Regions from separate parts of the Mus musculus genome. Here region 1 is linked to region 2. The links are chromatin loops, found by intact Hi-C in ENCODE. Cell type or tissue: left cerebral cortex. All regions are shown on one strand. Each heading gives the region's core, and the rest is flanking DNA. Links, peaks and the distances in the headings are about the cores only. Region 1 holds the start of Ddi2 (DNA-damage inducible protein 2). Region 2 overlaps Fhad1 (forkhead-associated (FHA) phosphopeptide binding domain 1).

Evidence for each region. Peaks named below come from ENCODE experiments on the same cell type or tissue, not always from the same donor. Only the 100,000 strongest peaks of a DNase experiment are listed, where the experiment ranks them.
Region 1: a loop joins it to region 2, with 2.7 times the contacts of the local background. A loop is called at or near these places in 2 of 42 quality-filtered maps.

What each region holds. Positions count from the first base shown.
Region 1 is chr4:141,713,255-141,725,165 of GRCm38, forward strand. Ddi2 (DNA-damage inducible protein 2) reads right to left here and starts at 10,165. Exons shown (of 10, transcript NM_001017966.2): 1 at 9,803-10,165; 2 at 143-272. The coding sequence starts at 9,940. In left cerebral cortex, for the core only: a CTCF peak has its summit at 6,854 (motif pointing right); DNase peaks (open chromatin) are centred at 6,476, 9,249, 9,639 and 10,188; H3K4me3 peaks cover 2,543 bases; H3K27ac peaks cover 1,674 bases.
Region 2 is chr4:141,953,518-141,965,428 of GRCm38, forward strand. It overlaps Fhad1 (forkhead-associated (FHA) phosphopeptide binding domain 1), which reads right to left. Exons shown (of 32, transcript NM_177868.4): 8 at 11,068-11,157; 9 at 9,896-10,000; 10 at 4,058-4,165; 11 at 1,776-1,859; 12 at 525-674. Among named protein-coding and RNA genes, the nearest start is that of Fhad1os1, 24 kb to the right of the region's middle. In left cerebral cortex, for the core only: a CTCF peak has its summit at 4,864 (motif pointing left); DNase peaks (open chromatin) are centred at 1,741, 2,193, 4,855, 5,734 and 2 more places; H3K27ac peaks cover 1,913 bases.

The DNA of each region.
Region 1 (11,911 bases), core at 2,578-10,577, 240 kb before region 2:
ACTTCTAAATGACTGCGTGTTGCCCAAGATTACACAACAGGCAATCAGGTCTACACTGTTAGTCTGATTCTAACACATAGAACCTCTGTGCTCTACCTACTGACGTCTGTATTGGAGAGAATGTGGTGAGTATTGCTCTTACTTGAGAACTGCACTGCAGGGCGAGGGTCTGCATTCTCCTTCTGTCGTAGAATCACAACATCACCATCTTTTAAACCGTAAGAAGCCAGTGACCTGTGGTTGTCGGTGAGAGGCCTTTCTGCATAGACAATCTGCAAGGGAAGAAGACCCAGGTGTCACGTACGGAGAAGCAACATGGCAACACTTTTCCTCTTCATCATATTTCCTGCCAAGACCTTTTCATGGGTTCCCATCACGCCTAGAAGGAAATCCCAAGCCCTGCCTGTCTCCTACGATGAAAGAACAACACAAACCCCATTTGTCTTCATTTAAGATCAGCCATTTAAGGAAAGGCTGTAAGGCACCAGTTCCAGGAACAGACCATAAAATACAGAACAAGATCATAAAACCCCCTCCCAAAGAACAGCCTGGAGATAACCACAAAAATGGGGAAGTATTTTACCTCAGAATGGGCCATCTGTGCTGGGCAGCCCTATTTCATCCTATGGTTAAACATTCATGACATAGGCGTGTAGACCACTGACTACCTCTGACCCCCTAGCACACCAATTAAATTTTCGATGACATAATCCCTCTAGAGAGTAACCACTGTAAGCCCATGCCATCCCACCCCCATTCTCTATAAGAAAGCCTGTGGGCCTTGGTCTGGGACTGCCACTTCAAAGGACGGCTGACCCCTGCATGCTGGTTGTTTCTGCAGAGTAAAGGCTCTCTGTCTTTGCATGCTGAGTCTGGGGTCTTCCTTCAGCGATTTTCAGACCCTTACACTAGGCCCAAAGGATCTGGCTGATGGCTGCTTCTGACTTCACGCTTCTGTTGTCCTAATGAGACTCACATCCTCTCAGGTCGTTTGTTTCTTTCTTCTATCACTCTGTTTAGGTCTCTAGTCAAGTACTACCCTTCAGTGCTCTTTCCAAAAGCCACACGTACCCTGGATATGGGCTGTGGGTGTAGCTCAACGACATAGCATTTCTCTTACACCCAAGGCCCAGGTTCCATCCCTAACAACACAATGTACTTTAAAGCCAACTCTACTTGCCTCATCTACTGTGCTACATACTGATCTGCTCCTTTGTCTGCTCAAATGAAACGTAGGCTGTACGGAAGCAACATTTGGTTCAACTGTCCACCACAGAGGCTTAGGACCAGGCCTGTTATATAAGGAATGCCCAGAGGTCTGCTCAGGTAAAGGATGGGTGGGATCATAGAGTAGGGAGTCTTACTTAGCTTTCACTCTGAGCAACCAAGGAAAGAGGAATGACAGGTTCTGGGTATGTTTACTACAAGGAGAACTAGCCATGAAGGAACATGCAATACTGGGAGGCCAAGGCAGAAAAACCATCTCCAGTACCAGGCTGGCCACAGCTGTACTCAAGGATCAAGTTCTAAACAAACAAACAAATCATCTGACAAATTCAAGATAAAAACTTTCAAGATAAAAAGATAATCATGGTTTTCAACTGTAAAACAACCATCCCCCAACCGTGGCAGCTTACTGGCACGGGGTATGTGTGCTCACAGCCTTTCTCTTCATCCCCAAAGGCTTACTGCTCTCCTGCTTGTGAAATATAAATAGGAAAGAAAACAAAGCATGTGAGCTAAGTACTATTAACAGAAATACTTTCTATGTCCAACACAACATCCGAGAGCAGTATGAGGAGAAGGAGGAACAGAACACAGAGCAGCACACTGACTTAGCCACATAAGGATGTAAGGTGGTCCCTATGTCATCATGTAGTCCACAGAACAGACTGGGTCCTGAGCCACAGCTTGCTCCCTGAGCGTACTCTGCACTGGGCCATAAGCTGACTGTGCAACTTGAGCTGGCTATTAACTCAGCCAGGAGGGGCCCTGTCATTAGGTGGGCCAAGAGTCAAATTTCTTGTGTCCAGCAGGCCACCAGGACTGATCACAACAGATGTCCCTTCTAGTTCTTTTTCCACACTAAGCCCAGGGCCTTGTACCTGGATAGGCAACTTGTCTACCACTGAGCTCTGCCACCAGGCCTCCCTCATCCACCCACATGCTCTCTTAGCTTCGTTCCCGGGCACAGAGAGAACAGATAGCATTTGCACAGGCCACTCTGACCATTCACTGTCATTCTGCTCCCAAGTCTGTGGTGATAGGGGCAAAAAGTGACCCTTCAAAGCTGAATCCTTCCAGAGACAAGAGAATAGAACTCATCTGTCCAACTTTACAAGTTTTATACAAGACTAAAAATGACTGCAACCAGGTGGATCCCTGTGAATTTGAAGCAAACCTGGTCTTCATTCAAGTCCAGGACAGCCAGGGGTATTACACAGAGAAACTCTAAAAATCAAAACTCTTGTTCTAGCCGGGCGTGGTGGCGAACGCCTTTAATCCCAGCACTCGGGAGGCAGAGGCAGGTGGATTTCTGAGTTCGAGGCCAGCCTGGTCTACAAAGTGAGCTCCAGGACAGCCAGGGCTACAAATAGAAACCCTGTCTTGAAAAACCAAAAAAAAAAACAAAAAAACAAAAAAAAAAAACTCTTGTTCTAACACTTACATATAGTGCAGATCTTATACTTTAAGGTAGAAAACAAGGGATTCCTTTTCTCTTTGGTAATTCAAAAAGAAAGTTGTGCTACACATAACTTGTTGGGGTATGAAGAAATCAACCATAAGTCAGAGCAGAGGCTGTGTACCTGGGTGGCATCAACACCACTAAGCCACTGTGAGGAGGTCACCAATAGCCCATGGCCTACTCTAGCTTCTCAGGCTCAGCTGTCAGTTTATTTAAAGACACATGACTAGTCTCCCAAGGCAGACAGACACACTAGACATTCTTACTAGAAATGTACTCATTTATAAAGAACCAAACTCAGGAAGGTAAGAACGCTTTAGGGTCTGAGGCTGTGGTTCAGTGGGAAAGCATCTGCCTGGCATGGAAGAGCCCATGGATCCTCTCCCAGTGGGACACAATATAAACATCAAAACAAAAAAGAGCACCCTGCTACCACTGAGTGAGGCTCTACTGGGCTAACATGCCAAGTCCCCATCCTCCCACTTAACTCTCACACTGTCTCACTGGATGTCAATCATTTTAACAGAGATCATTTGTCCAATTTTATGAACCAGAAGACACAGAGGTCACACAGCCATTAAGAGAACTGAAACTGGAGTTCTATATGCTCAACATTAAAATGATATTCTTTTACAGCACCCAAAGCAGCCTCAGAGATTGGCCTCTAAGTCATCCTCTACCTTAAAACTCTACACCTCCACTGGCAGTGCCTGCCTGAGGCCCTGGTTCAATTCTGAGTAGAGGAGTATGGGACACACACACACACACACACACATCAATTAATACTGGGGCTGGGGAATGTAGCTCAATGGAGCAACACTGCAAAGGACATGACAAGGCAGGAGAGAAGGGAAAGAAATATTGCAATGCCTAGCGTCTTCATGGTTGGCCCATTTTTTTTTCCTTTTTTTCCTTATTTTTAGATTCTTTTCTATGTATATGGACCTTTTACCTGCATTTACATGTGCGCATCACCTGCATTTATATGTGTATCTCACCTACATATATGTGTATCTCATCTGCATGCATGTATATACCACCTGGGAAGTATATATGTATATTACCTGCAAGTATATCCATACTTTACCTGCATATGTATTATGTATATCACTTGCATGCCTGGTGCCTGTGGAGACCATTCATTAGTGTTAGATTCTCTAAAACTGGAATTACAAATGTTTGTGAGCCACCATTTGGATGCTGGGAACTGAACCCAGCCTTCAGCAAGAGCAGCCAGTGTGCTTACAACTGCTGAGCTATCTTCCCAGCCCCAGTTTCTTCTTTTTAAAAGCATGGCAACAAAAGTCAAGAGTAATAGCATTCACCTTTAATCCCAGCATTCAGGAGGCAGAGGCAGGCAGATCTCTGGATGTCTCTGAGTTTGAGGCCAACCTGGTTTACACAGCATTCCAGGACAGTCTGGGCCTATATAGAAAACCTTGTCTTGAAAAAAAAATTTGAGAAGGGGAGGGGAGGGGAGGGGAAAGGAGGGGAGGGGAGGGGAGGGGAGGATGGGGACAATCATGATTGACAAGGAAGTGCTAAGTTCCAGATAGTCACTGACATCTGGCATGGTAACAAGCTATGGAATACCTCACCCAATCTCAAAATGGGTGGATTAGTTAGTTAGGCATTGATATCTGTTTAGCCCTGATTTCAAAGGATTTGGATGTTGGTCAGAAGGGTAAATCAAAGGACTATTCACATCATGGCACGGCAGAAAACAAAGAAGAGGACACAGGAAGACATATCCCAAGGACATACTTTCAATGATCCTCTTCTTCTAACCAGGTCCCATCTTCACCACCTCCCAGTAATTCCATTTTACTATGAGTTCATCAAAGGATTGGTTAATCCATGGGTTAGGTCAGAGCCTCATGATGCAATTGTCTCTGAAAATGCTGTAATAGGCACGTGTGGAGGTGTGTTTCACTGATCCCCCGGGAAGGCTAATTCAGTTGTGTTGACAACAAAATTAGCCATCACACTGGGTAGAAAAAAATACTCACAAGAACCAAAATCAGCAAGTAACCAGGACATGGAAACATAATACTGTAATCCCAATACTTAGGGTGGCGATAAGGCCAGGCTGGGCTACTGAGACCCTAGCTCAAAATAGTTCAAGAAAGGCAGTAACTTTTCTTTTTTTTTCATCTTAAGTCCGTAAGGAAATCACCTTTAGGTCAGCCTGCAATCCCAGTACTTGGGGAGCAGAGGCAGGAGGATTAGTGGCTCAAGGCTAGCTTGGGCTATCTAAAACAAACCCTGCCATCTTCCAACTTAGATCAATGACTTCATGTCTCTATCAGCCAAACAAAAGGCAAGCTGGTGATGGCTCTGGCACAACTCTTACAACTTCTGTTACCCCCTCAAAAGCGAGTATGGAAGACCTGAGCCCTGCTATTCAGAACAGCTTACTAGATAAATCGATTATGCAGGTGTAAATCTGCAGAAGTGGTACCAGAGGAACAAGCTGGAGACACAATTTCAACCTCAGTCAACATCTAGCGACAGACTAATTAATATCATTAATACAACTCCACCCTTAAGCATGACATCAAATGTCTTCTAGTATCGCAGAGTGTGGTGGCTCACACACTTTTTTTATTTTTGTTTGTGTTTTTTTGAGACAGGGTTTCTCTGTGTAGCCCTGGCTGTCCTGGAACTCACTCTGTAGACCAGGCTGGCCTCGAACTCAGAAATCCGCCTGCCCCTACCTCCGGAGTGCTGGGACTAAAGGTGTGCGCCACCACGCCCGGCTTGGCTCACACTCTTAACCCCAGCAATCGGGAGGCAGATCTCTGGGAGTTCGAGGCCAGCCTGGTCTGCAGAGTTCCAGGACAGCCAGGGCTACACAGAGAAACCCTGTCTGGAAAAGCAAAGCAAACCAAACCAAAGCAGAATTTTTTGGTATCTGAAAGAGCTTCCATTTACTGGGGATTGGGGAGCTAAACTGTTTTCTCTTTTGACAAGTGCTGGGGATCTAATGCATAGCAGGCAAGCACTCTCTCTACCAGAGCTACCCCTAACCCAGTACATCTTATTTTTCTGAAACAAGGTTTCCTATACAGACCAGGCTAGCCTAGATCTTCCAGCTCCACCTCAGCCTGCCTCTCAAGTGCTGGGATTAACAATGCGAGTCACCATGCTCAGCACCCCAACAAAAACCTGAGACAGGTTCTTACCGCGCAGGCTCAGCTGTCCTGAGACCTGAAATGGAGTCCAGGCTGGCCTTGAACTCTCAGTCTCAAATATCAAACAAAAACAATCAAAACCAAACTAACACTCAATGTGCAAGTTATCCCTGGGTTATGAGGAATAAGTGAGCTGTGGCAGTCTTTATCCTTCTCTGTGTTACAACCTTTCTAGCATAGCTATTCAGCATTTACCAGAAAGAAAGAAAGAAAGAAAGAAAGAAAGAAAGAAAGAAAGAAAGAAAGAAACCAAAAAAACAAAAAACAGGAAAGAAAAATACATAAGGAAATAAACACATCAAAACTAGCCACCACAGAAACTTCCACTTTCCATGGTTTAAAATAGCATTTTTGTAACCCACACTCAGGCTGTGTGCAAAAGTAGCATTTCCAGGGTCACAGCTAACTGCTGTTAGCTGCTACTTCAGCATGCCTTTCATTGAGGGTCTTCTACTCTGTACAGGCTTTTTTCCCACACCACCTACAGAAGTAAACTATGTTTCAAAACTATCAAGACATTAATTTAATGCGAAACTAAGTCCTAATAACTGTTTGAGGTCAGCCCAGCCGAGCCTGCATCAAAGCATCACCATGAGCCTGCCTGGCTGCCAAGCCCACACTTGCTCTGAGACAGAACAGGTTCTGTTTTAATCGCAGTACAAGTGAAGATGGTTTCTATTCTAAACTTATTGTCATTAGATTACAACTACTATAATCAGACTAGAGCTGTTAAAAACCTCACACCTTCTCCAAGTGACTTGCGCACATATGCTGCTGCTGAGAGATAGAGCTCCAAACCAGCATCCCCTGTGAGGGACACACGCTGGACAGTCCCTCAAGGGTACATACAGGAGGGAAACAGCGCAGCCATTTTTATTTCCATTGATTTTTTAATTTTTGAAAAATGTCCACTTATTTCTGTGTACTTTACCTGCATGTCTATACAGCTGGTGCCCACAGAGGCCACAAGAGGGCATTGAATCCTGTGGAACTAGAGTTACTGATGGTTGTGAGCCACTGTATGGGTGCTGGGAATCAAACCTCTGTAAGACGCCTCTATAAAAGCAGCAAGTGCTCTTAATGGTTATCTGTCTCTCGAACCCCATTTTCATTCATTCTAGTTCATCCTCCTCCCAAGCCCCCCAGGTTTCTCTGTGTATCCCTGGCTGTCTAGGCACTTGACCTGTAGACCAGGCTCACCTTGAACTCAGAGATCTACTGGCCTCTGCCTCCTGAGTTCTGGGATTAAAGATGTGCACCACCACTCGGCTTAGCTGACCTTTTCTTGAGTTCTATTTTGTATCTATTTATAATGTACATCACTACTTAATGTATATAATGTAACTGATGTATATGCACATATGTAATACCTGTTAGCTGTGTACCATACTACGTTGTGTACCGTGCTATGAACCATACAGCTGACTGTGCGCACACATGCCTAATACATAAAACAGGCATTTATGTATAAGGTGCTGTGAGCAGGGTGGAAAACACTTCACTTACGGGGCTATAGTAGATATAACATGAGAATAATAAATTAGAACAGAAACCATCTCCACCTGCACATGTGATTAAAGTGGGACTCTGAAGCCAAGCCAAGAGACCGGAATGGAAGAAACTCAAGTAAACAGACTGAATGAAAGCTGAGAGGAAGGGACAAAACAGAAAAACTGGTTAGGGAGCTCAAGACAAACAGACTAGGACTTAAAAAACAAAAGACTATCATGTTTACTTTCATGATCCAATGAAAGGAAGTGACTCAAGTGTCTGGGGTGGATCCTGTTCCTGCCTGAGGGGGGCTAGCCAGTGAACTAGACAAGTGACCCCCCACTTAAAAATCAGCTCTTAAAATAGACACTGAGTTGTCAGGTTACATAGAGCCAACAGCACTAACCTGAAAAACAGGGTGCTGTTTACAGCTATTTAATACAGGCTTACCACTGTTGGGAATCCGGGTTTCTGCATGCCAATTTGGGTTGGGAAGAAAGTCAACACCGAATTTACTTAGAGAAGAACTTAGAGCTAGCCTAATTGTTCAAATGGTACCCTTCAAACTCCAGACTAAAGACTGAACCCTCCTTAACCATACAATTATGATTCAGCCTGCTATCCCCTTTAGTTTACTTAACATTTTCTGCAGACATCGGAGTGCAATGGGCTGGGCAGGGAGCGTGTAAGACAGCGGTAGTGCTAGCTAGGATGACGTGCACACAGGATGGAGGAAGAGAAACAGCAGAGAAACAGCTTCACCCTCTGTAGACCTCAAGTCCTACCAACAAATTCAACTTAAAATTACTCCCCATCAGCTGGCAATTATAACTTGGGTCATCAAAACACCCTACACACACACACACACACACACACACACAAAAATTGAAAAAAATTTTTAAAAAAAACTTCAAAACTGAAAACTGAACTTGGGCATGATAGTGTATTCTTGTAATCCCAGCTGTACAGGAGCCTGAAGCAGGAGGGCTGCTGTCTGAGACTAGCCTTGACCCCACAGTTGAGACCTTGTCTCAAAAACAACAACAACAACAAAAAACCCAACAACAACAACAAAAAAAACCAAAGCAAACAAACAAAAACCAAAAGCAGCTGGTTGTGATGGCTCAGGCCTTAACTCCAAACATTTGGGAGGCAAAGTCAACAGGGATCTCTGAGTGTAGATGGGAGCCAGTGTTTTATATAGTGAGACCTGCCTTAAAAACAAAACAAACAACAACCAGCAATTAATCAATCCTCTAAAAAGTCAAATCTCCCCCAGCCCCCCAAACTCCCTGGTCCTAGCTTGCCCCTGCTACCTGTATGAGGAGGCTGACCAACAGGAATGGGGTCCTAGGTTTTTGTGGGTTAATTTTTCTGTGGAAATTGGGGGAACTGTTTATTCCCAACTTTTGCCAGACCGCGTATGTGAGTGACACCTCCTTCCCTAAAATAGATCCTTCCAGAAAGAGCTGCATGCCAAGGTTCTAAAGTTCACATTGTGTGAAGGAATGGTACTTCTGAACACAATATTGACACGCAGAGTTTACCGTAAGTCAGGACAGAACAGGCAGTCGTTGGGCAACAGTTTTTGGAACTATTTCATAATTGCAGAAGGAAATCAAGATTTACATTCTGGGGCCTTGGGAGCTGTCTATAATTTTCTGGTGTTTAGACTACACCCAGCGGGGGCCACTTTGGTTAGAATCTTAAGGGATTTAGTGCAAAGGTTACAAAATAGTCCACCTATTGTTTGATGAAGTCTACTAAGGACACCAAAGCATTTTGAGAATATATTTTCTTGTTAAAACATGAGAAGGCTGAACTCCTGGCCGCCGAATCCCTCGGGGGTCTTCAGACAGTAGGCCATTTTCAAGCTAATATCCTTCGAAAGCACTGAGCTTTGAACTGACCCAACTAAACTGGGCCCAGAAAGGAGGAGGGCTTTGGCCTGAGAGAAGCAGACAGACTGAGTTAACCTAACCATTACTTTAATTAATATATGACATATATATATGTGTGTGTGTGTATACATATATAATAAATTAACCAAAAATGTATGCATTTCCAGAGACGTCAATGGCAGAGTGAGTCTCAAACTTTTTCCCCTCACTTTCAACCGCAAATCTGCATTCTCCCAGGTAGTAAACTGCGCATATTGGAGCGGTCCAAATAAGCGAACCCCAGGCAGGCGTCGTTCTCCCAGTGATCCAAACTGGTATTTCTGGTCGGAAAGTCAGGAGATCCCGGATGAGGACCCAGGCTCCCGAAGGCCAGAAGGTGGGGAGGGCTGCCCGCCCGCGCACGTGCCCCTCTAGCTGCAGTGGGTGCATCCACGGGCGGCTGCAGGACTCGGCCCCCGCCGGCCCCCAGCTCCCCCCGCCCCCGGCCACAGCGGCCGGAGGCCCCCGCTCGCTGCCGCACCCCGGCGTACCTGGCTCTCGGCGGCGGGGATGCCGGACTCGAGCTCGCACAGCGCGCGGAAGTTGTGCAGCTCGAAGTCGGCGTCGACCTGGAGGGAAAAGGTCACCTCGGAGAGGTCCCTCCGCACACAGTACACGGTGAGCAGCATGGCCCGGGCCCGACCCGGCTCGACTCGGCCCGGCCTGGGCGCTGGGCGGAAGGCAGTCGGCGGCTGGGGAGACCTGGCGGCAGCGGCGGGAGGGCGACGGGCGCGGGCTGCTCGCTCGCTCGCTCGCTCGCTCCTTTCCTCCCTCACACGCGCGCAATGACTCACTCGCTCCCGCCCTCGGCAGCCAGCGCGGCCGCCGCCACCCGCCTGCGACGCCGTCTGCCTGCCTGCCGGCCTGCCTCCCACCGCTGCCGTCAAGCTCGCGGGCCGCCCGCCCGGCGCCCCGCCCCGTCGCAACGCCACGGCCGTAAAGCGCGCCAGGCTGCCGGCAGCCTTCGCGACGCTAGGCTGTGGGGCAGGGCGGGGCTGGGGAGACTGGAGGGAGGAATGGGGATGCGGGGTGGGGGAACCCCACGATTTAATGCTTGAGCTCCGGAGTATTCCAGGATCCCAGTCCCAGTTAGTCATCCAACGGGGACCTACTGTGCGAATGGCGTGTGCATAAAAATGGTTGAAAGACAAATTAAGCACATCTTTCTAAAACAGAGTTTTCGTAATGGAAGTTGTCATTTCAGTAATATTAACTCGGTTTCGACTTGGTAATGAATGTAGGACGAAAATCCAGATCCTTTGCTGTGCTCGAGGCCCATCCCAGCCTGCGGGCTGGCATGGCTGCGCTGGCAGCCACACACACACAGCACAGTTCTTAGTTAACTCACTCTCAGACTGCATCCAGCACTGGACGTTTACTGGGTACGGTTTAGAATTTACTCCGTATACTGGGACTGGTAGCGCAAACCTGTAATCCCAGCTACTCAGGAGGGTGAACAGAAGGCTGGCAAATTCCAAGCCTGCCTGGATCATAAGTGTTCCAGTCTGAACAATTTACTTTAATGGTATAGATAAAATACCTTGTTGACATCTTGCCTACCAGGACCAAGCTCAACCTCAGCAGGACAAAAAGACAGTACTTGGGAAACAGTCGTTATTTTAGTGGCCACTCAATTCATAAGAAGATGTAGATACCAAGAATGGTAAAAATCCGAAAACATCTCCCGGGCCCACTAGGGTGGTCCACATTTGTAATCCCAGCACTCAGGAGTGTTTGGTTTCCAGTCCTGGATTAGGGGCTGAGGTATGCATTGTACAAATCAAAGGCTCAAGGTTCTCCTGACATCCCTCTGTCCCTACCTGGCAGGGACTCAGCTGCCCTTCCCCCAGAGACTCTTCTGCATTTAATACAGATATCATATCATATATGATATCATTGGTCTCTCTCTCCCCCCCACCCCCATTCTCTTTCTTTCTTTCTCTCTTTCTCTCTTTCTTTCTTTCTTTCTTTCTTTCTTTCTTTCTTTCTTTCTTTCTTTCTTTTCCCTCTTCTCCTTTCCCTTCCCATGGCGACTAATATGGCTTCCTTCCTCTCCTTCCTTGGGACCAGTGAATTCGTCCTCCTGACAGAAGCTTCCCAACCCAACAAACCCGCATTTACGACGAGCTAATCTGTCTTGAATTGGTTCATTTCACCATCATCCAGGAGCAGAGACTGCAGGATCACTACAAGCACAAGGATTTCCACTCCTGGCTCCGTGGAGCGAGGAGCCTCCTCCAGCAGAACAGGAAGGAAATGGGAAGCAGGGTGGCTGTGGATGCTGCAAGAACTTCACTTTGCAGAAAAGACAGAATACATAGGCGCAAGACTTTTACAAAAACAGAAGTGGAGACGCTGGGACCACAGGACAGGGCTGAAATCAAGCATCCGTGACAGAAAGCCCAGCTGCTGTGCCAAACGAAAAGAAAATTGCAATGAAAATGTCAGCTAGAGAGCCTTTCAAAATGGAGTTAGGAAACTTAAGTAAGGTTTGTGAGGATGCCAGATGCCCCACAGGATGTGAACTCCAATCACCCCACTGTGATTGCGTCTCCACAGTTAGTGGGCACCAAGATGTTTATTGTGGCATGAATTGTTCC
Region 2 (11,911 bases), core at 1,333-9,332:
GGAACGTCCAGCTCTATGTGGCCACGTGGATCAAACCCAGGACTTCATGCATGCGCCTGAGCTACCCCCTCCCTTGCCCTTGCTTATTTTTTGACAGTGTCTCTCACCGATGCCAGAGCTAGCTTATTTGGCTAGATTGAGTGCCTCACAAGTCCCCACCACCACCACCCGCCCCCACCCCTCCCTGGGATCTTTCTGCATCTGCTTTCCCAAACACTAGGGCAACAGGTGTGTGCTGGACCCATCTTTTTATGTGGGTGCTAAGGATTCAAACTCAGGACCTCCTGCTTGTGTAGGAAGCACGTTACTGTCCGAGCTATATCTTGAGTTTAAGAGAGAAAATAAGTCTGTATGAGTTCTTTCCCCAGAGGCAATTTTGAGTCAAAGGTGGGGTCTTAAAAAGGAGAATCTTTCTCCTCAACCTATCCCAGGGAGAGGGAAATTTCTTGCCCGGTTGCACAGACTGGGGGGGGAGGGGGGGTCAGCGGCAAGCCAGCGGCCTGGAAATCTCTCCCAGAGGCTACCTGGCACTTGTCCAGCAGCACCCTCAGCTTCTCCACGCTGTGCATGGTCTCCTCTTGCTTGGGGTGCAGATGGGTCTCCCTTTGCAGGGTCCACTTCCTCTGCTGGAAGCTGAGGTTGTCCTCGGTGACCTGGATGATCTTCTCTATCAGCTGGCCAGAGGACAGACAGTAAGATGTCTCAAGGCAGCCTGCTCTGCGAGGCAGGGACTGCAAAGTGGGAGCACAGGTCCTGGCTCGGTGGGGAGGGATGCAGGCCCTGAGGTGCTGCCTCTGAGGGAACATGTGCTCTGTCACCAGGACGCATCGCTCGGGAGCTGGGGTCTATACTGTCACTCTGAATTTGTTCCAGATCCTTCCATGCTTATAGCAATGACTTGACTCTAAGTGTGCGCTCACGGGCCATGGTTTCCTGTACCTGCCTGCCTGTGTTTTTTTTCTGTGTGTGAATACTGCGTGTGTATGTGTGTGTGTGTATGTACTGTGTCTGGGCATGGTGCACATGTGTGGAAGTATGCATGTGTATATCTGTGTGTGTGTGTGCAAGCCAGAGGGACACTGTGGCTACCATTCCTCATGTGCCATCCACCTGGTTTTACTGTAACAAGGCATCTCACTGGCCTAGAACTTGCCAAGTAGGCTAAGGCTGCCTGGTTGGAGAACCCTGAGTCCCAGGGGTCTCTGCTTGCCTGCCTCTCCCTAGCACTGGGGTTACAAGCATGTAATGGCACATAGACCTTTGTGTTTTGTGTTCTGGGGATTGAACTCAGGTCCTCATGCCTGCAAGGCAAACACTTCACTGACTGAGCTATTTCTCCAATTCCCCCACCCACTTGTAAACTTTTTACCTGTTCTTGGCCACAAAGGGCTGGAAAGATAACAAGGCAAACACCACGAAGCCTATCTACACTGCTGTGGGTTAGCTTCTCCTTTGGAAGGGATCAATCAAGGTATGTGGATCGAAGCCAGGTCACCCCTCTGCTCCCAGAGCACCAGTGTGTGTCTGGTGCCCAGCCACGAGCCTGCCTGGCCGGACTGGATTTCTACAAGGAACACTGCAAGGGATTTTTAAACCAGCTTTCACTTCAAAAGCCAGGAAATCCCCTAAAATCAAAACAAATCTTTATGGTGTAGCAACAGTGTGAGAAATATGTGCCACTAACAAAAACAAGCATATGCTCTCAGGGTCTGGCATCCAGATCCCCGGAGACAGAAGCGAAGGAGTCACGTGGCCAGAGAGCCAGCCACACTAACCTGCTGGTCCGTGATGGGCTTGTCGCGGAATGGCTTTGTTTTTCCGAAAGTGGCTTTGATGACCTGGTTTCTGAAGTTCTCTAGCTATGGCACAAAGAGGGGAAGGGGGGAGGTGACTGGTCAGTGGGGGTTGCCAAGACAGAGGCAAGGTGAAATGTTATCTTCACCTCAGAGTTCAGGCCACATGCCTGAATGGTCATTCATGGTTATGACGTACTGGGGTGAAGAGCCATAGACAGAATAGAGCAGCAGGCTTCAAGTATTCAATGCCCAACCCGATCCAGGCACACAGTCCCTGCACACCTGTCGAAGGCCCTCCAAAGAGGCTATTGCAGTCAGCCAATGGGAACGCTAGGTCCAGAAGTGCCTTTTCATAATTGCTAGGCTTTCAGCTCCAATAAACGTGATCAGCATTGGTGATAGGGAGAGGAGAAAGCGCACGTGTGTTCCCAGGTGCCTTGGGCATCAGCTGTCCAAAAGCTTCTGTTCATTGTGAGTCATTTTTATGTCTCTGGAGCCAGCATGGTGCAGGCATGGAATGGGCATTCCGGCGGGGTTTGCTGGGTACTGGGATATGGAAACCTATCAGTCAGGTACCTCCCATGGGTTGGAATTTTTAGTGTTTGGTGGAGGGGATGGCCCTGTGTGTAAAGCTTAGAGAATCCCAAGTCTAAGGCACACTAGACTCCCTCAGGAAGCAGAGGCTAAGAAGCCTGGTTGGAAATTTACTCCCACGGTACCCCAAGGTGCATGCCTGTGATCCACTGGACAGGGTGGGCATTGAAGACTAACATATATCCTCAAGGGGATCCGGGGGACCCACCAGATGATATTCAAAATCACAGAACGGTCCATAGGACTCAGAACCCTGGGAAAACAGAGATGATGACAGTACAGGAGACTTTCAAGCCAGGAGCTCCAAACTGTCTCCCGGTTTCATGGCCAAAGGAGGGGTCAAACTAGCCAAGAAGTTGGTTAGGTGGGAAAGCCCTATATGCAAGGTGACTGCTTGTAGTGAGAGGGATAGGGTGACAGGTTCTCAGATGCTGTGCTGGGAGCTGGGGACAATGGGCTGGGCTGAGAACGTCAGCTGGGCCTGGCCTTGAGGTAAAGAGAAGGCCAGGAGGCAGGAGGAAGGCTGACTCCCTCCCCCTGGAATCTATGCACGGAGCTGTCCCATGATCCTTTAGGTGACCCAGCTTGGAGCTGACATGAAGGCCTTTGGACAAGGAGCACAGACCATGCTCTCAGTTCAGGTATATTTGGGGAGGGGGGACTATAAGAGAGCAATGGAGATGAAGGAGCAGTCTAGGGACTGTGTGAGGGGACAAGGGACTGAGGATCTACTAGAGAAATCACAGCTGTAATGTGCTATTTGATGATAAGTTGAACAGCTGTCCAGTGATCAGCACCACTTGATGGAGTGAGTATACCTCTCCATGTCCCGAGTGCGGGGACCAAGCCTGCTTATACAACCTGGTTACAGCTCAGATCAGAAAAGAAATAGAAATTGTGTGAACTTGGTGCGGGATAATATGGAATTATGGTCCTTAGCATTTTTGAGGTGACTCACAGCCCTTCTGAGACCCTGCTAAGTGGTTATAGTAGACGTTCCCCACCCCACCCCCAGACACAGAAGCCAAACATCTCGGAACACAGAGTGTGTCTTGAACACCATCAGGTGGGGTGTCAGCAGAGATGCCCAGGGAGAATCCAGAGTAGCTGTCCTGGAGAGCTTTTAAGGCCTCTGTGCTTGGCTTTTCATTGGCTCTCCCCAAGCCCTTGGTAAAGTCTTACATCATTTTATATCCTGCACAGTGGAAGGCCCATTGGCCATCTTGGGCCAGAGCGATGGAAAAAGCGCCCTCCTGCCCAGCCAGGCGAGGACTCTCACTACCCTTCCCAGGATCATCTCTGTCTAGCATGGACTTTGGACACTCAGAGCTCACTTACTTAAAAAAAAGAGGCATTTCCTTATGGCCACTGAGACTCTGCGGGGGGCTCTTGGGGGAGGAAAGACCAGGGAAAATGCCTACACTGAAAGCAATAGGAGAAACTCTCCAGGGGGAAGAAGGGGGGAACAGGCAGCCCCGGGGCAGGGTTGGCTGCCTGGCCAGGGTCTTGGGTCACAGTCACAGCACACTATTGGAGTGAGGACATCCCAGCTGTTGATGGGTGGAACACCCAGGCATCACGCCCCACTCCACCTCGCCCCATCCTGACACCAGACTTGGCTGCCTGGTGTAGGAGACCCAGCAAGGAGGGCCATGGAACGCTCCTACCTGGCCTACTGCCCTTTCCAAATTGATTTTAATGAGGTTCTCTCTGTTCCCCATTTCTTGCAGCTGAAGCAATTTCCTTCTGGAATCTTCCTGAAGCTTCTCTTCGACCTGAAAGGATGACCAAAGCATGTGCTGGCTGCTGTTAATGCGGCCGTGAGGCGGGCGGTCTGTGGGGGAGCCCTCCATGAGGTTTAATGGCCTGGGGGCGGGGGTGTCCCAGAGGGACGTGCAGGAGCAGCAGCCCACGTGGCAGGGGGCAAAAGTGAGTCTGGTGAGGAAGCTGGCTTATGAGGCTTCGTCCCCTGGGGCCAAGCACCAGGCTTTACTCCCTGGGCCCGGCTGAGTTAGTCCTACCCCAGGCCTGAATCCGAGGGCAGTCCCTAATAGGTCATGTGACTTCAGAGGCTTGTTTTGTTGGTCTGTGACTCGGTCTTTGGGGGGTGGGGGAGGGCAATGTTTCTAGGACCGCCTCGAGTTACCATGGGGTTAAGAGTGTTTGGAGAAGTGGTGAGATTTTTATAACGTCTACGTGTGTGTTAGTGTTAGCTGTCACAAGTAAAACTGCAAGATAAACCTTTCTCCATTATTCTCATACCCTAAGTCCACGGGGGGCTTCGTAAATATTGTTATTAGGAATACTGTCCAGAATACGTCATTAGTGGGGACCACTCAGGGAGGTCAGCCAAGCAAGACTTTCAAAGAGATGGAACTTGCAGAAGGCATTCAAAAGGGATGGGGGGTCTGGGGCGTGGCTACTCATTCCCTCCCTGTAAGCGGGGAAAGTGCTCAATTCTACCCTCTGCTGGCCATTGGATGCACTGCATCTCCGTTCATAACTAGTTTTTCCAAATTAGATGTTAGACAGGATGGGCATGTTCATACACGTTTATAATGTATTCAGAACACGCCCACTCCTCGCTACCCCTCCTTCTCTCTCCCACATCGGTCCCTTTCTCTTCCTGTCCCACTTCCCTGGGGACCATGGCTCTAACCTGTATTAGAGGTTGGGGTACACCTTTAAAGGAAGGTGTTTCATGCTGAAGCAGACTCACGAGCCTCTTATTGGGGTCTGGAGAGGAGTGTGCCACAAATACACACCCCAAACCCTTCAGCACTTTGTCCAGAGCCCTGTGGGGCAGCGAAGAGCCCCTCACACTCAGGCTGCCTGAGAAGTCCGCTTTGGTTTTTATTGCTCGCCCTGAAGGTCCTCCCAGCTCTAAGGAGGGAGGGACTTCAATGTCTGGCCTTGGGCCTGCTCCGCCCTGGTTCCCAGCCCAAAGCCTCAGAGTCAGCCTCAGCCACAGCCACAGCCACAGCTCCACCCTGGCCCTCAAGTGTCCTGCCTGCCCTGTCCTTCTGTCATTGCCACAGAGAAGAGATGCTTAGGAGTGGATTCAGCCCTCAGAGGTCCCTACCCTGGATTAGACCTCAGACTGGGCACTGGTAACCTTGGGTCTCCTTGCCTCAGATCTATTTCCTTCTAGAACATTCTTGATGGTACCGCTGAGACCCACTCAGACATGAGCAACAGGGTCTGAATCAGCTTCCTCTCATAAGGCCTAGATGGCCAAAGTCTGGGCTGCCTGCTGACTGGCCCTGTGTGGATGTATGTGACAAGTGCTTAGGGACACTGGGTTTTAAATTTACATCCTGGCTCAGTGGAGGAGGTGGATTTTCAGTTGAATTTAAAAATACCATTTTATTTTTAAATATGAATATGGAGGATTGAGAATTTGGAAATGAATTTAATTTCAGTTTCAATAGTCACATGTGGCTAGTGGTAGTGCCGTAATGATGAGCCCCATAAATGAGGCTTCTAGCTTGGTTTTTACCCCTCAGTGAGTGTATGGTTTCTGCTCTGAGTTGCTCCCTCAAACCTCATGTCTTCATCTGTCAAATGGACATAACAGCTTTCAGATCATAGAGCGGGCTAAGAAAACAGACAGAAATGATTGTCACAATGCCAGAAACAGCCCTGACCGTCACAGGCAGAACTGGCCACAAACCTAGTGTGGTCACAGGCCTGCAGTAGCCTCTCTCTGTGTTCGGTACATAGCCCAGGCTCCAGTCTTAATGGGAAAAAAATGAAATGAAACAAAATAAATAAAGGGGAAGATGCAAGCAGCACATAGGAATGCAAAGGAAGTAAGGAAAAATGAGCCCACCTCAGGCAAGGTTGCTACACGGTTGCTGCGAGTCAAAGGGAAAGGAAATCTCAACAAATGGCAAGGGAGATTGGTTACATAATAACCACTGTGTAGTAAGAGTAATTATGTAACAGACTTACAGTTGGGAAAACAATAGGTCTACAGAGTGCTAAAGGAAATCAGTCAATGGAGAAATCCATGCACGTTAAAGTATGTTGCAGAAAGGAGGGTCTCTCTCTCTCTCTCTCTCTCTCTCTCTCTCTCTCTCTCTCTCACACACACACACACACACACACACACACACACACACACACACACACACAGATGCATGCATGCACACATGTACCCCCGAGAGACTTTACCATCAGTAGACACTTAATCCTTAGGGATATATTTTAGGCAGAGGAAGAAGGATCCTGGATGGATACCCAGGGACGTAGGGAAGGCAGCTCCCATGGGTGTGAACACTGAATGTATGACAGCATTGCGGGTGCCTCTGGGGCGTCAGTGTGGAGGGAGGTGTAGGTCCTGGTGCTTACATTACATAAGTCTCTGTGGTGCCAGCGATGCTAAAGGGTTGACGTTGGTGACCACTGTGTCATCTGGGAGTGGGGTGAAATCACCCATGGACACCGCGTTTTGATAAGATGAAAGTGCATGTTTAGAGTAACTGTGAAAAGAATATCAAAAGAGAAAACACTTGCTAGGCAGTAGTGGCAAGTTAATTCCAGCACTTAGGAGGCAGAAGCAGCACTCTGTGAATTCCAGGACAGCCAGGACTACATAGAGAAACACTGTCTCGAAAAAAAAAACAAGGGACTGGTGAGATGGCTCAGTGGGTAAGAGCACCTGACTGCTCTTCCGAAGGTCCAGAGTTCAAATCCCAGCAACCACATGGTGGCTCACAACCATCCGTAATGAGATCTGACTCCCTCTTCTGGAGTGTGTGAAGACAGCTACAGTGTATTTACATAAAATAATAAAATCTTTTTTTAAAAAAAAAGAAAAAACCAAAACAAACAGAAAAAGAGTAAAAAATTGACATCAGATTTTGGGAAGACATAATATAGCTTTTATGCCATTCTTACCAGATGAGGAACCGAGGGGAAAAAAATTCCAAAAGGATACAGGGGGAAATATCTAATGAAAACTATCAATGAGGTGGGCCTGGCGTGGCAGGCCTTTAATCCCAGCACTTTGGAAAGCACTGGCTGCTCTTGCAGAGGACTGGGGTTCAATTCCCAGAACCCACATGAAGGCTTGTAATCATCTCTAACTCCAGTTCTAGGGGATCCAACTCCTTCTTCTGGACTCCCTGGGTACTGTACACACACGGTGCCCAGATACACACGTAGGCTAAACACATAAACACTAAAAATAATTTTAAAATTAACATCATACCCTGACAACAACACGGGGTAAGGAGGGTTTATCTGCCTTATATTTCCAAGTTATAGTCGATTACGGAGGGGAGGCCAAGGCAAGCACTGGAGCATCTATCCATATCACATCCCAGTCAGAACAGAGAGAAATGCATGCACGCTGCACACTGAGGCTTGGTATTAAGATTTCTCTACCCTAGAAAGTTTTAAAAAAAACGTACGTGTGTGTGTGCATGTGTGTGTTGTGTGTTAGGGGATGTGTACACATGAATGCAGGTTCCTTGGGGGACAGAGGTGTTGGGTATTCCAGGGGTTAGAATCACAGGTGATTGTGAGCTACCTGATAGGGTTGCTAGGAATTGAACTCGGGTCCTCTGAAAGAGAAACTAGCACTCTTTATCTCTGAGCCATCTCTCTAGCCTCAGCTTTCTCCCTTTTTATACAGTTTGGGGACTAACCTAGGGAATGGTTCTACCCACAGTGGGCTGGTTCTTCTCATACTAATTAATGATCAAGATAACCCCACAGACCAATTAGACCTAGATAATTCCTAACTAAGCTCTCATCTCTGGCTACCCTAGGAGCTGGCAAGTGACACTTAAAACTAACCATCCAATGGTCAAACTTGACCTAGAAGACACATGTAGAACGCTGTGTCCTCTACAGAATGTATGTTCTTCTTGTAGGCACATATGAAACAAGCATGTACCATGTGGGCCACCAAGCAGACCACCAAGAAAATCTCAGTTGATGCCAGGGACCTAAAACACCCAGAGTAAGATCTCTGTACACAATGTAATCAAGCTAAAACCAATACCCAAAAGGCAGCCAAGAAATTCTCATATATTTAGATATTAGAAAATAACTCCAAAAATGCCACATGTCAGAGAAGAACTAATAATGGACACTGGGAAAGACTTGGTTCCGAGTAATAAAGAAAAACATTCTAGAACTCGTGGGGTGCAGCTAAAGCCTCATTTAGAGGAAAATGCATAGCCCAGAGGCCACTTGGTTCTATTGCCATGACTGTGGTGATTTTTAATGAAGAGATAAATCAAAGTCAATTTATTTCTACTGAGAGATATTCTCCAGAATGAAATACATTGAGCCAGTGGCTCAGCACATTCCCAGATGTTTCCATTTTCATTGTCTTGGGATAGTTTTTATCTAGATGCATTCTTTCCTGGGCAAATTTTACAAATAGGATTTAACTTATCTCTAAATTTTTCTGGCCGCTGTCATTTTAAAACATTAATTCTATTTACTTTTTAAAGATTTATTTATTTATTTATTTATTTATTTAATATATGAGTACACTGTAGCTGTACCAGAAGAGGGAATCAAACTCCATTACAGATGGTTGTGAGCCACCATGTGGTTGTTGGGATTTGAACTCATGACCTCTGGAAGAGCAGTCAGTGCTCTTAACTGCTTAGCCATCTCTCCAGCCCCGTTAATTTTATTTTTAATGTGTGTGTGTGTGTGTGTGTGTGTGTGTGTGTATGTGTGTGTCCATTCAATGCTGTCTATATGTGCCTGGCTGTGGGCCCGTCGTCAGTGGGCACGGACAGCCTCTTAGGGACTGTATCCTTGAAGAAAACTGACTCTTTCCCCAGTAGCCCTCAACTGCTGAGGGCTAGCTCACTAGCCCTCACTAGCTCCATGGCTAAGTGTGGGACTTCATGTGTCCCTCCCACAGCTCATAGTGGGATTTTGAGTTTTTATTGTTCTCCACTTTTTTTTTTTTTTTTTTTTTTTTTTTTTTTTTTGACACAGACTCTCACTGAACCTAGAGCCCATCCATTCTTCCAGCTTGGCTGATTAGAGGGCCCCTGTATCTCCATCCACCCCAGTGCTGGAATTACAGCTATGTGCCACCACTGACGGAGCTCACATAGGTTCTGGGGCTCTAAACTCAGATTCCCGTGCTAGTGCAGCAGGGCACTTCACCCATGGAGCCATCTTCCCAGCCCTGAACTCTGTTTTATATTAGCTTTTAGATTAGCCCTGTGTGGCTGCCACCCTCTGAAATGGATGCCACATTTTCCAGGAAAGGAAAGCAACACAAGACCCACTAGGATCTGCAGGTAGGGGCGAGTCTCTCTTAGATAAAGCGGGAACCGTTTTAGTCTGAGCATCTTGCTGGGGCGTGGGGGGCGGGGGTTACCTTCTCCCGTCCGAGAGGAGCGGCAGATGCCGGCATCGGCCACACGGGGGCGCTTTGTGGGTGGAGCGGGACGCTGCACAGGGGCTGGGGGAGTTTATCTCCCGTGGTCATGGACACAATCAAGCTTCCTTGAAGCACGCACCTTGTTCTTTTCTCGTAGCGTCTTGGAGATGATGTTCTGACCCATATAGTTCTTCTTTAGTTCCTCTCTGAGCTTCCTCACTTCTTTCTCCATGTCTTGCATTTGCTTAAAAAAAAAAAAAAAAAAAAAAAGCAACCACAGAGAATTCAAGTTCACTAGGCATGGCAAGTCGCCTCCTAAATGGAAGCCCCCCCCCCCCCAGGTCTCCCGTGTTCCTGGGACTCATACAGGTAGGATCCACACCAGCCAGCTAAGCGCCTTCTTTGCTCTACATTTGCAGGCAAAGTAGATTTCTCTTCACCCAACCCCCTGATTAATATATTCAATGTGCTTGATAAAGGAAAAGAATTAATTTCTTTGAAAAAAACAATCAGTAGAAGGGGTTTGAAGGGCTTGGGAGAATGGCTCAGTGGCTGAGTGCTTGCTGTGCAAACACAAGGACTGGAGTTCGGATCCCCAGAACCCAAGCAAGAGCCTGATGGGCATGGCCTGAAGTCCGGGCCTCAGAAGCCAGAGACAGGGCCGCTCAATCAAACCTAGAGCAACCTGCTTACTAGGGACAAGAGGGACTGGGATATTGACATAAAGATGACATTTTTATTGCATTTTTAGATGTTTATTTTTAGGTGTGTTCCCTGCCCTGGACCTTTGTTTACATAAATCTAAATTCTACCATTTAAATGTGGCCACAGGTGGTGTCCTGAACACAAATATCTCCTGTTTTTAACAACCGAGATTTCATAACACTGAGTAAAAATGAAAGAAAGAGAAAGGTTGTTGTTTGTCTTAGAGAGAAGGTGGCCAGAAAAATATCTGCAAAGGGGCAAGAAGGATGGCTCAACAATTAAGAATGCTCTTGTAGAAGACCTGAGTTCAGATGCCAGCACCCATGATGTGTGACTCACAACCACCTGTATGCAATCCCAGTTCGTGGGTATCTAATGCCCCCTCCATGCTTGTGTGCATGCATGCAGTAGGTGTGGCCTCCTGACATTGTCCCTGCTCAGCTCCAGGGGAAACCCATGGGAAAAACAGAGGCAACTAGCTGGAGAAACCTGGAGAGAGCTCCATGGCTTCCTCCAAACAGCAGAGCCAGAACCTTGTGCTTTGGGGAGGGCCGCGGCTCGCACCAAGCACATCAAGGTCAGAGGCAATGAGGACCATCAACTCACACTTCTGCATAGCTTCAGCTCTTTCTCCTGGGCCTCCCTGCGATCCTTCTGAGCCTCTTCCTTTCTTAGCTCTTCTTTCATCACTGAACACTGAGGAGAGAAAGGGCAGCAAAGAAAGAGACCACGGCTGGCGGTGTGGAGGTGTCTGGGGAGGGCCCCAGCTGGCCCGGAGAGCACTCTGTGCTGTTTCCATCCCAATCGTACGCCCACATTCCAGCAGGGGTGACAGCTGGTGTCTGACAGGCACACAGATGCTTCAGGGGCTCTGGGTTCCTGCTTTTCTCTCTCTCTTCTCTCTCTCTCTCCTCTCTCTCTCTCTCCTCTCTCCTCTCTCCTCTCTCCCTTCTCCCCTCTTTCCTCTCTCCTCTCTCTCTCTCTCTCTCTCTCTCTCTCTCTCTCTCTCTCTCTCTCCCTCCCCCCCTCCAGATCTAAATTCCTTTTCGGAAGCCAGCAATTCGAATCATGAGAAAAACTCATCTTTGAGGAGCTGGGTGAAGGCGCACGTGTGTGTTGCCACTGGGACCCTGAGTGGCTCTAAGGACCACACTGTGTTATTTCATAGGATGTGACCACGCAGCAGTGTGGAGGGAAATGCAACCCTCATTAAGAGATGTTGCTTTGCTTCCAGTTAAGAACGTGTGCTGTTTGGTTTTAACTGTCAGCTCCACAAAACCTAGAATCACCTGGGTATAGTGTGAGGAATTATCTGTATTAGGTTGGCCTGTGTGCACATCGATGGCGCGGGGGGGGGGGGGGATTGTTGTGATTCTTTTTTTTTCCATTTTTTATTAGGTATTTAGCTCATTTACATTTCCAATGCTATACCAAAAGTACCCCATACCCA